Linked DNA regions of Homo sapiens: regions 1 and 3 are each linked to region 2. A link is a contact called in ENCODE Hi-C or POLR2A ChIA-PET data. All regions are on one chromosome and are shown on one strand. Each heading gives the region's core, a stretch centred on a gene start or an enhancer-like site at or near the end of the contact. The rest is flanking DNA. Distances are from core to core; before and after follow the strand shown.

Region 1 (3,919 bases), core at 323-2,822, 1.1 Mb after region 2:
TAGACCCTGGTGAACGCCTCATGGAACCCTGCACTGAGCCTTGCACAGGGAGCACTCACTAATAAGACACCAAGTGCCAGGAGGCATTTGAAAGATGGTGAGAAGGAGGTGTGAGAAAGCTCCAGAGTTTGAAAGGGACAGGAGCGGACCCTCCAAACACGGGGAAGCACTTTCCGCGATTTCTCTCCCTGCACTATCAATGACCAGGGCACAGGCAGCCCACGATCACTTTCGAATACAGGTGCAAAAAAGGGCAGGTGAGCCCACGTCAGCGTGTTAGCTGCCAGATCTCCAGAGGGAGGCTCACCCCCCAGGGAAGAGAAGGGTACCCAGGACCCTGAGAGCCATCATCACTTCACAGGCAGATTCCATCTGTCCCCACCCAGAGTCCACAGGAAAACAGACTTCTGGTAAAAATGCCTCGGCTGTACATTCAGCCCACCAGTTCTGAGTATCTACACGTGGACAGGCACCGTGGGTTCAAAATCAAGAAAAACAGCCAAGGCCTCTGCCCTCAGAGAGCCTTTGCAGTTTCCCTACTTTACAGAAAGTCAACCTCAGGGGAATGAAGGAACTTAGCTAGCATGTGACCCCAAGCGCAGCCCGTCTCCTAAGTCACGCTTTGCTCTGCACCCGCTTTGCCAGACAGTTCTCAGAACTCAGAACTGGCTGAGCTCATTGACTGTCCCCTCTACTGCGTCCCACAGAAGGGTCCTTCCCCAAGGTGCGCAGAAGCAGCGGCACTTACCCAGGGGCATTCTCACCCCGCGGACAGTGGAAGCCCCTCAGGGGGTGCAGATCAGAGTGCTGCAGGAGAGAGAGGGCGCTGGCTGGTGCGAAGCCGTCCGAGGTGCAGCACAGCCCACAAGGCCTAGGCAAGGAAAAAGCACGGGGAGGGGGCTTTAGTACAAGGCCCGGGGACAGAAGTCCAGACTCTGCCCCACTGGAGTGCTGGCAGCGTCTTCCATTTAAACCACAGCTAACTGGTCTGTAAAATGAAGGTTCTAACACCTACTTTTAAAAGTTATTGAGGGGAAAACGAGTTAACGGTCTCAAGGACGTGGCACAATGACTGGCACTTTGTAGGCAACAGTCAAGTGGCTTTGGAGGCTTCCAATGCCAGGAGTCGGGGGCGGGCAGCTAAAGTCGCCGAGCCCTGTTTCCCGCCATCCAGGGGCACTAAGCCTCCCCGCAGAGTAGCTGCGCGGACAGGGGGTCTGACGACCGCACGTGGCCCGCTCAGCACTGCCGCGGCCAAGGGCGCGACTCACCTGCCAGTGTCTTTCCCGAGGACACGCGAATCCTGGGGGGCTCACTCCGGCAAAGAGGACGAGACACTGCACCAAGGACAGGGCCTGACCTCTCTGGCCGCCTTCCCCGGGGCCTCAGTTTCCCCCGATGGTGAGAGTGGAGCCGACCATGCGCCCTGCTGTGGACTCACCCGGCGCCCTGGCGTCGAGTGGCGGCGGAGACCTGACAGACAGCGTGGGAAAAATCAAGATGTCTGCAGATTTCGAGAGATGGGGTGCGGTGGCGTGCGATGGCGAAGGACGGCGAGGGACGGCGAAGGACTGAGGCCACACGACAAGGAAGCTACGCTCGTTTCGCGCCGGCGGAAATACAGACGAGAGCGCGAGCTGCGGCCTAGAGCGGTAGGAACCGACGCGAGCAGTCCTGCAGCGTCCCCTGGCGGAGCGGAGGCTCAACGCCAGACTCTGGAGGACTTGGGATAATTTTCGAAAACTATCTGGAAGTTTAGAAGTAAACTTCTCCCACTTGCTTTGCTTTTCTGTTTGTTCTGAAGATGTTCCTTGGTCACTGATTCATTATTAATCTGTAGGAATGGCCAATTTTCCATGATAGGAGCTGTTACTACGATGAGGGGACTGTGCTTAGTTTGGACTTCTTTCTGCAAGGGTCCAAAGGCATCTGTCTTTGATTCACCACTGTACTCAGTACCTAGTTCAGTGACTAGCACAGTTGAATGAATGAATTCTACCCCCGCCCCATTCCTTTTTTTCTGAACAATGTCAGACCGAGATGACTGAGTCATGGCCTGAGACTGGAATGTGAGCGTGAGAAGATGAGCCAAGAGAGATGCACAGCGGGTAACTGCTTTGCTAAACTCCAGCCTCAAAGTACACGGGATGGAGGGTGGAAAGAGTCTCTGAAGCAGAAGAGACCTGACCAGACTGGCATCTGAGGAACCTGATCAGATTTGCACAGTGACAGAGACTGTAGACAGATGTCCCATGTTCCCTGCAACATACTGGAGACAATCTTGGGAGGGGACTCATGGCCCACAAATCCTCATAAGCATTGGCACTGCCTGCACCCTGGGCAGGATGTGCCTCTTCGGCCTGAGACAGCCCTGCTACTGACTCTGCCCATGTTCTGGAGTGCAAGCAGCCCACCCTTGGGCCTGATGAGGAGCCCACGCCCCACCCTCCGCCCCGCTCCAGTCAGATTCTTGGTACTCAATAGGTCAGAAGGACAAGAAAATCCAGTCCTGATCTATGCAACCATGAGGGAAATGGGGGTCCCTGAGGTGAGATCTGCTCCATATTTTGTACCTGGGAGAGGCCCATGGGATTCCCAGACTGTGAGAACACTGGGAGTCTCTGTGATGGGGAGGGGCTGTGGGATGCTGCTATGGTTTGGCTGTGACCCCACCTAAATCTCATCTGGAACTGTACTTCCCATAATTCCCACCTGTCGTGGGAGGTAATGGAATCATGGGGGTGGTTACCCCCATGCTGCGGTTCTTCTGATAGTGAGTGAGTTCTCATGAGACCTGATGGTTTTATAAGGGGCTTTACCCACTTTTGCTCTATACTTCTCCTTGCTGCCACCATGTGAAGAAAGACATGTTTGCTTCCACTTCCGCCATGATTGTAAGTTTCCTGAGGCCTCCACAGCCATGCTGAACTGTGAGTCAATTAAACCTCTTTCCTTCATGAATTACCCAGTCTCAGGCAGTTCTTTATAACAGTGTGAGGATGGACTAATACAGATGCTGTGGCTGAGAGGACACTGGGCAGGGTGGTCAGGTGTGCCCACTTGTGGCCACACAGCCCTGGTGTCCTCTTCTGCCTCCCACTCTTGCTGTTACTCTCCATGTGACTTTGGCTAAGTGACCTAACTTCTCCGCCCCGCCTCAGTTTCCAGTTATGGAAAATAGGCAGTCATAGTTCCCTGCTCATAGCGTTGCTGTGAGAATTAAATGGAATGATTTATATCAAGACCGTAGCACAGAACAAATATCCAAGGCCTAGTAGTTGCTATATTATAGTATTTCTGAGAAAGCTGAGGGCTTCTGTCACCGTAAGGACTCTGGGATTCTTTATGAAGCAGAGGAAATGTGCTGTGTTTGAAAAGTCTAAGATGGCATTGTCAGCCCGGTGTGATGGAGCAGTCCTGTAGTCCCAGCTACTCAGGAGGCTGAGGCAGGAGAATCACTTGAGCCTGGGAGGTTGAGGCTGCAGTAAGCTGAGATCACACCACTGCATTCCAGGTTGACAGAACGAGACCCTGTCTCAAAAAAGAAAAAGAAGAAGAAAGATAGCATTGTCCAATAGAAATATAACACAAGGCCGGGCATGGTGGCTCACGCCTGTAATCGCAGCACTTTGGGAGGCTGAGGCAGGTGGATCACCTGAGGCTGGGAGTTCCAGACCAGTCTGACCAACATGGAGAAACCCCGCCTCTACTAAAAATACAAAATTAGTAGGGCATGGTGGCACATGCCTGTAATCCCAGCTACTTGGGAGGCTGAGGCGGGAGAATCGCTTGAACCCGGGAGGCGGAGGTTGCGTTGAGCCGAGATCTCGCCATTGCACTCCAGCCTGGGCAACAAGAGCGAAACTCCATCTCAAAAAAAAAAAAAAAAAAAGATAAAAAGTAAAAGTAAAATTAATTT
Region 2 (3,582 bases), core at 200-2,699:
ATGGCTGGCAAGTTGGAGCTGGTTGTTGGCAGGCAGCTCAGTTACTCCCCATGCGAGCCTCTCCATAGGACTGCTTGAGTGTCTTCACAACATGGATTCCCCATGAGCAATCAAGACAGAGGAAAGAGGAAGTTGCAATGTCTTTTATGACTTTATCTTGGAACTCGTGCTCCAAGATTTCCGCAATATCCTATGGGTTATACAGGTCAGTCTTATTCTTGGTGGGAGGTGACTACAGAGGGGTATGGATATCAGGAGCCAAGAATCGTCAGGGTTTATGGTGGAGGCTGGTTATCACACTCTCATCTAGGTTTCTTTTTCTCCTACTACTTGCCCCCCACCCCTTCTTAATCATGGAACACTGTTCTTTGCCTTCAAAAAACTTATCCTGTTATATGATTACACATTCATTTAATTAGTCTGTCTCCCTCCAACGGACTGTAAGCACCACAAGGGCAGAGACTGTATGTGTCTGCTTTAGCACTGTGTCCTCAGTTACAAGGACAAAGCATAGAGTACGCGCTCAGTGAATGCTTTTTGAATGAATTATAATGATTTGCTTCTGTCTGAATTACAAGAGGTGTTTCTGTTTGTCTCCTCTCTGCATTGTAGGCTCCTAGCTCAGGACCTGGCATAAAATTAAGGAAATGAACGTGAGAAACACTTTTGAAATAGTGACAACACATCCAGATGAACATTTTGCAGGACAGCTACACACCCGTTTTAGCTCACCAGCTACCAGTTGTGACTGTGCTCTGCTCTGGGAGATGGCTTAGCTTTGCATAGGACAAAATTCTAATCTAGTTTCGCGCAGTTCTTACGAATTTGTTACAATGAGACGGGCCAAGCTATACAGCCCATTGCGATGAATAAGTAACTTTTTTTTTTTTTTTTTTTTTTTTTTGAGGAAGAGTCTCATTCTGTCGCCCAGGCTGGAGTGCAGTGGCGCGATCTCGGCTCACTGCAACTTCTGCCTCCCGGGATTCAAGAGATTCTCTTGCCTCAGCCTCCCAAGCAGCTGGGATTACAGGCGCCCGCCACCACGCCCGGCTAATTTTTGTATTTTTGGTAGAGACGGGGTTTCACCATGTTGACCAGGCTGGTCTCGAACTCCTGACCTCAAGTGATCCGTCCGCCTCGGCCTCCCAAAGTGCTGGGATTACAGGCGTGAGCCACCGTGCCCAGCCCCGAGAAGTAATTTCTTTTGTTTTCTTTTTAATTAAACAAAAATGTTGCTGAAACGAGCTGAGTGATATAGGAGCTTAAAGAATTGACAAGCTCTAGATTTCATTTCCCCAAACCTCTTTGTCCAGCTCGAACCCACAGAACAGGGACAAAAGTCGACAAAACCCAGCGGTGCCTCACCCAGAAACCTGGCAACGCGGGCGGAACAGAGCCGGTTGGTTGCTCAGTGCGCGTCACTTCCGGGACTCAGGGTCGCAGGGAACTACTTCCGGGGGAGCGGCGCGGCGGCGCGGGAGGTGAGTGCCGCAGCTTTGCGGTGGGGTGGGAACCGAGAGAGAGCCGTCCTCGGTGCGGTGGCCTGGCTTTCCCGGCCGGCCTGTCTCCAGCGGCGCCGCTTGGTGGGCCCGGCTGTCGCTCCGCTCAGGGCCTGAATACGTTCCCTCGGCGGTTGTTCGAAAGTTACTTCCGGAGGGGAATTTGAGCCCCCCGGGAGGCGGAGGGCCTCGCCTGGGGCAGCCCTGCGCTTTCGTGCGGAGGCTGGGCCAGAACCCAGGGCTCCTCATGGCCTGGTCCGGGCCTTTCCTCCCACGGGTGGAGCAGTAGGAGAACCCTGAGCTCCAGAGTGAATCTGGCCAGGGTTCGAATCCGTATGGCTCTCTTACCGTGGGCAAGTCACGGTTCCTCTCTGGCCCTCAGTTTCGTCTTCTAAAATGGACATACACGCTTGTACTGCGGGGTAAACCGAGGTGGTGAATGTAAAGCCCTTAGTAGGTGCACAGTCCATGTTTGTTGTACGAATTCTAAGAGAAGCGAGAAATGAATATGAGAAACATTTTTAAAATGGTGACAACACATTTAGATTAATAATTATATTTTGCAGGGCATCTGCACACCAGTTTCAGCCCACCGGCTACCAGTGTGACTTTGCCCAGAGAGGTGGCTTAGCTTTGCATTCTAATCTAGTTTTGCGTGGTTCTTAGGAATTTGTTTTAATGGGACGGGCCAGGCTGTACAACCCATTGCCATAAAGCGGTAACTTCTTTTTCTTTCCTTTTTTTTTTTTTAAAGCCATTCTATTTATTTATTTAGAGACGGAGTCTCTCTCTCGTCCACGCTGAAGGGCAGTGGCGGGATCTTGGCTCACTGCAACCTCCGCTTCTTGGGTTCAAGCGATTCTCCTGCCTCAGCTTTCCGAATAGCTGGGATTACAGACGTGTGCCACCACGCCCGGCTAATTTTTGTATCTTTAGTAAAGACAGGGTTTCACCATGTTGGCCAGGCTGGTCTCAAACTCCCGACCTCAGGTGATCCACCCGCCTCGGCCTCCCAGAGTGTTGGGATTATAGGCGGGAGCCACCACACCCGGCTTTTTTTTCTTTTTAATTAAAAAAAAGTTGAAATAGAGATGGAGTCTCACTATGTTTTCCTGCCTGGTCTTGAACTCCTGGAGGCAAGATATCCTTCCTCCTGGACCTCCCAAAGTGTTTGGGATTACTGGCAAGAGCCACTGTGCCTGGCCTAAAACAGTAACTTCTGACACTGGTTTCTATTCCCCAGTCTGTTTTCAGCTGAATTTTCACAATAGAATTTAAAGTTACTTCATTAGAAGCCAAGAATGGCCTACCAGCACAGTACACAACATTGGGAGATGAAGGCCTGTGGCAGTCGTGAAATCTGAGTTTTTCAGTCTTAAGAGAAGATTTAGTATTTGCTAAGTCTTGAGAGCTATACTTGTCTCAGTGGTTTTTTATTTATTTGTTTTGAAATGTTGACCCATTCTTTTTTTCCCCAATAACCTTTTTGTTTTAGAATAATTTTAGATTTACAAAGTTATCGCAAAGATACTTCAGTGAGTGCCCATATAGCCCACGTTTCCCCTATTACTAATATCTGAAATGTCACAATTACTGAACCAATATTGATACATTATTATTAACTCTAATCTGTACTTTATTCACATTTCCTTAGTTTTTCCCTAATGTCCTTTTTCTGTCCTGGTATTATCCAGGGCACCCTATTACATTTAGTCATCATATCTCTTTAGGCTCATCATCTCTGTGATCGTTTCTCAGACTTCCCTTGTTTTAGATGAACTTGAGGGTTTTGAAGATAGTACTGACTGGTCAGATATTTTGCAGAAGGACCTTTAATTAGGATTTGCCTGTTTTTGACATGAGTAAGATCAGGGTAATGGGTTTTTGGGGAGGAGGACCACTGATAGGGTTCGGCTGTGTCCCCACCCAAATCTCATCTTGAATTGTAGCTCCCATAATCCCCCCATGTTGTGGGAGGGTCCTGGTGGGAGACAATTGAATCATGGGGGTGGGTCTTTCCCATGCTATTCTCCTGATAGTGAATAAGTCTCAGGAGATCTGATGGTTTTATAAAGGGCAGTTC
Region 3 (3,548 bases), core at 961-3,460, 1.2 Mb after region 2:
TATTTTTATGTTTGTTTAAGTGAAGACTTCAAAAGTTTTAAAAAATTAGCAAAGAGTGCAGAAAAAACATATCTTTTATGCCAGGCACAGTGATGTGTGCCTTTAGTTCCAGCTACTTGGGAGGCTGAGGCAGGTGGATCGCTTGGGCCTGGGAGTTTGAAGCCAGCCTGGGCAACATAGCGAGGCCCTGTGTCTTAAAAAAACAAACCATCATTTAGAGAACCACTCACTTGCATCTCTCCTCCACCAACTTGCACCTAATATTAAATCTTGTCTTTCTGTCCAGAGCAGTAAGTCTTACTGCCTTACATGTTATGTAAAAACCATATTTTAAGCAAAATTATTTGTTTGTATAATTTTCTGTTGCATCAATATATTTTTTCTGTTAAAAATATTTAGGTGCCTTAGGCTGGAATTGAACACAATTTTGCCCATTTTAATTAATGGGAAAAATTTAACAGCTTTCCACTTAGAAGCAGAATTTCAGGAATGAATTGAAACCACTAGAAGGGTGATAGCTGTATTTTCATCATCTCCCCAAGGGCTTTGGGACAGCTTTCCCATCCTCTGTGCCTGTCACTTTTCCAATTCCCATCACCCGTTGTTCTTCCAGTTAGTCACCCCTCCCTTGTCTGTTACAGGGGTTCAGTATTAATTGTGTTAGAATGCATCTGGTTGCAAGTAACATAAAACTCAACAAACTCTGGTATATATAAGATCCCTCATCCCGATAAGACAGGAAGGTAGTACAGGGTTTGTGTAGCTGCTTGAGTATGACTTAAACAAACAGGCTCCTGTCTTTCTGCTCCACCTTCCTCAGCACAGCCCTCCTCATGGCCTCTAGGCTGCTGTGCTCCCAGGTGTTACCCAGTTCCAAGCATGAAGCAGGGGAAAAGTGAAGGACACAAACTTCTCCAAGGGAAGAAGGAAGGGAAGGTCTCCTTTGATACTTCTGCCTACATCTCAGTGGCCAGGACTTTGTCTCACTGCCACCCTTAGCAGCAAAGAAAGTTGAGAGTTGTGTGCTTTGCTTTTCAGCCCCTGTAGTATAGAAAGGCAAGGGAGTGGTTGAAATAGATCTTGAGTTAGCCAACTACATAATTTGTCACACTGTGTTTAATTGAAATGTATTGCTTGGATCCAGTGTCCTGGACATAGCCTCGTTCCTGTCCTAGCACATTCTTACCCTCCTTTTCCCTCTTCCTTCCTGTAGCTATTTTTCTGGGGGGTGAGGTGTGGTCTTGAGGAAACACTCTTCAGTTTTACCCTTTCTGTGAGGATACTAGTTCCCTTATCACTCATTCCTCCATAGTCTCTTCTAACTGAGGTGAGGAGTCAGAATCTTCTTTGCTCCCTTCTGCTTTTCAGACAACCGTGCCTTCACCTCTACTCAACACCCTGACCCCTCCTCCCTCTCTCAATACCCAAGGTCAGTCTCAAGGCCAGGTCCTCCGTGAAGAATTCCACCATCCCTCCCTCCTCTTCTTTCTCAGTCCAAGTTTCCTCCTTTAGATTCTCAAAGCACTTAAGCTGTACCTCTCCAATGGTATTATTTTCTTCGTTGAAGTGAAAGCAAATTATTGAAAGTGGTACTGTTTACAAAATGTCTAGCGCATGGCAGGTGCTCGAAGTAGTATCTCTTAGTATTATTACTACTGTCTTATCTCGATCAGATTCAGCTCTTTAATGAGAGGCTCTAAATCTTATGTTCGATTCACCTTTGTAACCCACACCGGGCCTGGAATAGAGCACTGTTCATAATTAATGCTGTGCCCGTGTAATAAGACGGCGGCGAGCAAAGGGCATCATTTCAGAGGAAGAGTGCTGTAATGGTGGGATGGGAGAAATTCCTAGAACCTAGGTGGGAGCCAGAATCTTGCAGAGAAGCCCCTTATCCGTCTGCACCGAAAGCAGGTAGAGTGGATGCCGTAAGATTCCTAAGGACGCAGGTAGAGCGCCTCCTCTGTGCCGCGATGAGGTAGGTGCATCCGTCACTTCACTCCTCCCTCTCCACTTGATCCGGAATGGGAGGAACGCAATGCGTCCCGCGCGGCGATCTGGGATAGCTGCGCAGGCGCAGCTTCCGGCTCTGTGTCTCGGGAATTATTTGACGCCACCGGTTCAGCCCCGTAGAAAGCTCTGATTAGGCGCACCGCGCACGCGCAGTGGCCCACTTGGCTGGGGAGTTATTTGACGCCGCCGCCCCTGGCAGTCGGAAGTTGCCTGAGCAGATCCCAGCCGGCTGGCTCGAGTGGCCTTCGTCGTCCCTTGGCGCCCTGGGAGAGTCGCTGACGGGTGGACTGACGGACCGCCTGAGGACGGCCGGCCAGGGCGGTGAAAGCGCCAGCCCTATGGCGCGGGTCGCGTGAGGCGGAAGGCCGAGGACGGCCGGCGGCGGCGCCCGCCCCGGCGATGCGGGCCCCGCCCGTCGCCTCAGGTAACCGGGCAGCCGGCCCCGCCGCGGCCGGACCCTCCCCTCTCCTTCCCTCTCTTCCCCACCTGGCGGTCAAGGGACGGCTGAGGCTTGTTTCTCGGCTCTGGGTGCTCCAGGGGCCCGGCCTTTGGAAGCTCATCTGCAAATTTTTGGGAGACCCACGGGGGCGGGGAAAGCTTGGCCCTGGAGTGGGCGGCTGCTGTCGAGTCTGTGTAAACCCGGTCTAATCCTTGGGAGCTACCCCGGCCAGGCGAAGCTCTCTCCTGGCAACCTGGGGGAGGGGGCGGGTCTGGAGCGGAGCTAGACAACTCCCGCAAAGAATTTGGTCCAGCAGAAAGGTTAGGCAAGTTGCTGCCGCCCAGTGGGGACGATGCTGCCCATTGCACAGTGACACTTTGATGAGGGAGAGTTGATGATGGGAGTAAACAGCTAACCCCCATTAAGCGCTTCTTATCCGCCAGGCATCATGCCAGGCCATTACGTTCTCCACGTCTAACTTCACAGCAACCCTGTGAGGTAGGATTGTTGTCCCCATTTTACTGACGAGGCAACTGAGTCCCTGGGTGGTTGGGTGACTTAATTACCCAAGGTCACATAGCTAGTAATTTGAACCGGAGCATCCGACCCAAGTGCTTAACAATTAGGGCAGTGGCTCTCCAACTTTGCTACACTGTAGAATCACCTGGGGGAAATTGTAAAGGTTTCTGATGCCCATGTGGCATCCCAGACCAAAACAATCAGAATGTCTGGAGTTGAAAGCCAGACTTCAATATTTTTTTTTTAAAGATGCCCAAGTGATTCCAGCTTGCAGCAAAGTTTGGGAACCGCATGTAATTTGATAATTCTGCATCTCAAAAAGCATCTCTCTTTCTCCAGCTTAAGTGTGCAGGAGAATTGTCTGGGAGCTTGTTAAACTTGCAGGTTCCACCCGCAGAGATCTTTAGGTTGACTGACCACTACACCTTGTGAAAGACTGTTAGGGATGGAATTCTCTGCAGGGATTCTGAGTCATCTGGAACATTTAAAATGTATGCATCTTATGCAAACTGCTCGTTTGCAATTTTCCTAAATATACAGTACTTATAGGTGTAGCGTCTGTAACCTCTGGGTCGTT

The links. Hi-C counts contacts between places; a loop is a spot of excess contacts on that map. ChIA-PET counts read pairs that join two places held with the same protein, here RNA polymerase II (POLR2A). Pooled maps may share reads with other maps.
Region 1: a map of CD4-positive, alpha-beta T cell shows a loop between it and region 2 (5-fold over the local background). The contact joins the promoter of SNHG17 here to the promoter of MANBAL in region 2. A Hi-C loop is called at or near these places in 2 of 168 maps with a recorded cell type or tissue (CD4-positive, alpha-beta T cell and CD8-positive, alpha-beta T cell) and 4 of 50 pooled maps.
Region 3: a pooled map shows a loop between it and region 2 (11-fold over the local background). The contact joins the promoter of RALGAPB here to the promoter of MANBAL in region 2. A Hi-C loop is called at or near these places in 5 of 50 pooled maps. POLR2A ChIA-PET finds 5 or more read pairs at or near these places in 2 of 52 experiments (HEK293 and activated T-cell).

Annotation. Positions count from the first base shown.
Region 1 is chr20:38,433,756-38,437,674 of GRCh38, forward strand. SNHG17 (small nucleolar RNA host gene 17) reads right to left here and starts at 1,573. Exons shown (of 8, transcript NR_185934.1): 1 at 1,272-1,573; 2 at 749-871. It overlaps LOC124904958, which reads left to right. Exons shown (of 3, transcript XM_047440636.1): 2 at 708-850; 3 at 1,087-2,961. The coding sequence ends at 1,733. SNORA71D (small nucleolar RNA, H/ACA box 71D) reads right to left here and starts at 244; the gene lies at 107-244. RefSeq lists enhancers at 1-45, 1,326-1,615, 1,636-1,695.
Region 2 is chr20:37,288,206-37,291,787 of GRCh38, forward strand. MANBAL (mannosidase beta like) reads left to right here and starts at 1,450. Exons shown (of 3, transcript NM_001003897.2): 1 at 1,450-1,481. RefSeq lists enhancers at 1,238-1,347, 1,420-2,324, 3,553-3,582.
Region 3 is chr20:38,470,633-38,474,180 of GRCh38, forward strand. It overlaps RALGAPB (Ral GTPase activating protein non-catalytic subunit beta), which reads left to right and starts at 2,211. Exons shown (of 30, transcript NM_020336.4): 1 at 2,211-2,437. RefSeq lists an enhancer at 1,932-2,001 and a silencer at 2,292-2,491.